2 separate regions of the Homo sapiens genome follow, and region 2 is linked to region 1. Evidence: read pairs that join two places in POLR2A ChIA-PET (ENCODE). Cell type or tissue: PC-9. All regions are shown on one strand.

What was found. Peaks named below come from ENCODE experiments on the same cell type or tissue, not always from the same donor. Only the 100,000 strongest peaks of a DNase experiment are listed, where the experiment ranks them.
Region 2: POLR2A ChIA-PET joins it to region 1 with 6 read pairs; 1 of 35 experiments calls an interaction of 5 or more read pairs at or near these places.

Annotation. Positions count from the first base shown.
Region 1 is chr1:67,338,608-67,341,107 of GRCh38, reverse strand. IL12RB2 (interleukin 12 receptor subunit beta 2) reads right to left here. Exons shown (of 17, transcript NM_001374259.2): 9 at 2,405-2,484. Among named protein-coding and RNA genes, the nearest start is that of IL12RB2, 32 kb to the right of the region's middle. RefSeq lists an enhancer at 2,123-2,202. In PC-9, no CTCF peak of the experiment used is centred here; a DNase peak (open chromatin) is centred at 1,247.
Region 2 is chr1:67,751,022-67,753,521 of GRCh38, reverse strand. The region is part of intron 2 of GNG12 (G protein subunit gamma 12); the gene reads left to right. Among named protein-coding and RNA genes, the nearest start is that of GADD45A, 67 kb to the right of the region's middle. In PC-9, no CTCF peak of the experiment used is centred here; a DNase peak (open chromatin) is centred at 1,051; H3K4me3 peaks cover 496 bases; H3K27ac peaks cover 1,661 bases.

The sequences.
Region 1 (2,500 bases):
TCTTCTAAGCCAGTTCCAACCCCAAGCATCCTTCTTGGGCCCACAATTCTGGCTACACAAAAGGAAACATTTTCTAAACAATAAGAGATGTTCAACCATGGCATGGGCAGACTACAAAGTGAGATTCTCCCTGTCCCAGAATATCCCCACTGAGACATCTGTCTGTCCTGGCAGGAGTAGGAGCCATGTTTATAATGAAAGGAAGGCTGAACTAGAAGAGCTTTGAAGTCCCTCCAAATTCCAAGACCTCATTATAGAACCTAAGCCTTGTGAAGATAGAAATAAAATCAGGGCAGCAGAGAAGAAATCACATACTCACATTTACCAAGCATCACTCATGGCCAACACATACTTATTTTGACTTCACTCTGGTGCTGGTTTCAGAGAACCAAGATGATGTCCACTATAAACTCTGTTTGTTACAGTGAAAAGCACGCAGGCATGGAGCTTTCACTGTCAGGATAAACACGCATCATGCAGCACTGCTGAATTTTACACTGGTGGCCCTTGTGATTTTTACATTTGTGTCCTCTCATTTGCTGATCCCCACAATGGTCTTGTCAGCTTTGCAGATACCTGTATCATTACCCTCATTCTACTGAGAGAAACCCTTGAGTTGAGAGGCGTGGAATAGATTAACACGTAGCATATCTTTCCAGATCACTGTTGAGGACATTTTTGGAGGAGAAACCTTTACATGAGAGGAGGAATTTTGGTTTTAACCAGTCACTTGCTCGTGAAAAGGAAATAATTAGGCTGGGTTCTTCTATAATATTCACAAATTATGGCTGTTCTAAATGTCCTGCTTTGAGAATTGTCTTGCTATTGAAAGTAGATTCATTTTAAAATAAATTTTGAGCTGCAGTGTTAGTTTCAAAGTGAAGAGCCTGATCATGATTCACCAGGCTATTTATAGTAGTCTCTTCTTATACCAGACGTTTTATGTGTGTGTGAGAGAGACAGGGAGGAGAAAGAAGAAGAAATCACTCATTTCTTAAAACTGAAGAAGTGTGCAATGATCAAAACCCATCATGTGAACCCCATCAGAGGACTTTATAATTGTTATTCTTACTCTTCTGGTTTTGTGCTCATTCAGATTCATAATTCCAAAACTTTCTATCCTCAACTGGAAGAGGTGTAGTGAAGAGGATGTGAGTCCTGAGAAATAAAGAGTGCAGTTCACCAGGAAACCTCTTATGAGCATGCCAATCAGTAGCTCAATTCGAATCGCACAGCATTTTCCTTCAACAAAGATGAGTCACGATGCAGCAGTTCTGGATAAGGTTTCAGTCTCAGGTCTGTGCTCAGTAGCTGGGTGACTTTGGGCAAGAACTTCCTCTCTTTCCTCTCTCTGATACTCGTTTTTTCATTCACTCATTCATTCGTTTTCTCATTCACTGGTAAGTGGGCGTACCAGTACTTACCTCAGGGGATTTTTGTGAGGATTAAATAAAATGGTAATGCCAGCTTTCAGTGCTTTGTGAAACTTTCGCATTCTATGATAATGTCAGGCTTCACTGTTTTCTGGAAAGTTGTCTAATTTACTACTGTTTTATTACCATTCCTGAGGAAGGGCTGCTTTCTATTCCTGTTTGTATGATTTTCTTTTTTTTTTTTTTTTGAAACGTAGTCTCACTCTGTCACCCAAGCTCGAGTGCAGTGGCATGATCTTGGCTCACTGCAACCCCTGCCTCCCGGGTTCAAGTGATTCTCGTGCCTCAGCCTCCCCAGTAGCTGGGATTACAGGCGCATGCCACCATGCCCGGCTAATTTTTGTATTTTCAGTAGAGACGGGGTTTCACCATGCTGGCCAGGCTGGTCTCTAACCCCTGACCTCAAGTGATCCGCCTGCCTTGGCCTCCCAAAGTGCTGGGATTACAGGCGTGAGCCACTGCACCTGGCCTGTTTGTATTATTTTCTACCACTATTACTATTCCTAAAGTAGAGCAGCTTTCTTTCCTCCTTCTCCCTCTTCAATGACTTAACAAACATTATTAAATATCCACATCCACAGCTTTTTCATCTTTTGTTTCCCAAAGAGTGAATAAGTGAAGTGACATGGTTACTGCTGGGCATATTTATGTAGGAGAGGTGGGGGTGGGCAGAAAGGGGACAACAGTCAGAAGAGATGAAGTAGTTGGGGTCAGAGGGTGGAAATGCCAGGGATGGAAAAAGACCTTGATCTTATAGGAAGTGGGATTGAAACGATGTGACTGTGTGGAAGAAGGAACTCAGCTCTCACCCCTATCCACCAAAGGCACATGACACTGTGGTGTGTCATGAATGTGAGAAAATGAGCTCTAGCAAAATCATTGAAGCTTCATATAAAAGCCACTATGCAAATAGGTCTTTTTCTGCCTTCAGTTTTATTCCCTTGAGTTTTAAGTTGACGCTTAAAACTCACCTTCCAGAAAAGAGAAATCTGTTGTCTACTGTAGTCAATGTGCCGTTTCATGTACCAGACATCTAACATCCCAGTAGGCTCTGTTTCAAAGGAGAA
Region 2 (2,500 bases), 410 kb before region 1:
TGCCCACCACTCCTTACTTTATGAAGTAAATTTCCTCCAGTCGCAGGACTTGTCATGGGTGATGTTCACTGTAGGGCATGAATTGAAACTCAGCAAGTACAGATTGAGAATCGCTTATCTGAAATGCTTGGATCCAGAAGTGTTTCAGATTTCAGGTTTTTTTTTTTTCAGGTTTTGGAATATTTACATTATATACTTACCAGTTGAGCATCCCAAATTTGAAATGCGTCAGTAAGCATTTCATTTGAGTGTTATGTCAGAGCCCAAAAAGTTTCAGATTTTGGAGGATTTTGGATTTTCAGATTTGGGATGCTCAACTTGTATTTGAAAACAAGAACTTAAAAAAAAATTCTTTCAACATAATTACCAAACACCCACTCTATATTCAGCAGTGTTCCATGTGCTGGGCATTGAAAGGTTAAGTAAGACATGGGTCCTGCTGTTGTGGAGCTAAGTAGGGAAGAGGGCACATGGACAGACCATTGTAGTATGACAAAGTGAATGCAGTGGTGACACTGTAGGAAGCAAAGGGAGGCCAATAATTCAGCGTAGCAGTCACCTGGAAAGGTTACTGGAAGCCATAATACAGGTCAGATTCGAGCCACCTTTCCCTGCCTTGAGATTTTTGTAAGGACACAGGGACATAAATTGGCACTTAGTGTCTAACAGTGTCTGGCAATGGATGATATCCCATATTATTTGTAGCTCAGATTAGTGGAGGAATTAGCTAAGAAGTATAGAGAGAATGTTGCTAAAATAAAGTAATGATACCTTAGTCAACTGTCAGTTACTTTAAGGAAAGAAATTAAAGTATATGAAATCAATTAGAACAAAAATAGTTCATTGTTTCCAACTTATGTGATTGGGGCGAGGTGTTGAAAAGAAGTATTAACTAGCTCATGTCTGGGCCCAACAGGAAAGAACACCATGACTCATTAGTGATAGCTGCCATGAGTGCTGATCCATTAGGGATGTCTACCGTGAGTGCAAGAGGAAAAGAGGCAACCTCCATGCCACATGTCTGCATTCCTTAAATTAGAATAACAGCTCAAGGTACTGGGATCTGACTGCATGCAACCTGTTAACCCCAAACTCCTACATGCTTGGCATTTTTCAGAGACAAAGTAAACAAAGTAAACTTTCAAAATGTCTGTTGTGATCCTGGTACATTCAGACCAGTCTCTTATACTTGCTACTTCTGGACAGCTGCCCTCTTCTCTCCAGTGAGACCTGGAACCAGAGCAACATCCTGAAACGCCAAGGAAAGATGAATATGGGGTACTTAATTACTGCATTGATTCAATTATATTTCTCCCAGTGGTGGGAGAGTGAAGGAGTATACGTTAGATTTCCTGTAAGAGCTGATCAAAGAAAAGGCCTGCTAACAAGCATATGGTTATCAGAACTTCTCATTAAAGGGTCAGCGTAATCAATTGAGGATGGGCCACATTGAGTAACTATGAGGTGCTATGGGGCAGGGAAGGGACTGCAGTTTCTTATGTCTTGGTAATAACTCTTGCTGAAAGACAGATGTAATACGACCATACTGATATTTGTCATCCTTCACAGCCATTAACCTGGCATCTCTGTTGTGCCACTTAAATGCCGACTTAGCTTAGAAAGACAGCTGTGGACTCCAGAAAATGGGGAGAGGCTCACCTCATTCAGTACCCGTGTTCAGCACATTAGTCTTGAGAGAGGTTTCTGTTTGCTTATGGTTTGGGTTTGACTCTTCTAGAGCATCTGCATGATAACTCTTTCCACCAGCCATAGAGACACAAGAGATGTCTCACAAGCCATGCTGGAAAATCACTTAGATTTCTTTTCAGGATGCTATTGAATGGGAATAAGGGCCGAGGTATGGCTTTTCAGGTTACCTAAGTATCCCAGAAGCAGTACGCCAGTCGACATTTGTGTGCATGTACTTTTGTACTCAAGACCCCAAACACAGCAACCCTGACCTGTTTGAAGACCCCACCCTGGACAGGGGACAGTGTTTCCCCAGAGCTGCCACTCTTGAGGCTCTGGAGGAGACTGGGTACAGAGACCCTAACTGTGGGACAGTCAACTGAAGGTGACTGTCCTGCCCCCTGAGCCATTGAAAGCTTTTTTCTTCAGATACTATATTATTCCCAGAGGTGCCATTAAACATTCTCCCTATGCTGTAGTGAGAAGTGGCTCACAGACTCTGCCTCTCTGTTGAACAACTATAGCTTTTACTTTGAAAACTAATGTCATTCATTTCTATAATGGCTAATAAATATTTTTAGTGGCCCAGAATGCATTTTAAAACGTGTGTGTATATGCACGTGTGTGTGTGTGTGTGTGTGTGTGTGTCTGTATGTGTATCCATGTAAATGGGCAGTCCTGGTAGACTATGAGTGGATGCGTGGGTGGGTGGGTGAGGGGGTGAATGTGTGTAAATGGTTGGGAAAGTCTGGAGTGGCCCAAATAATAACTGAGGTTAAAAACTGGTGAAAAATATTTTAATGTAAAAGGA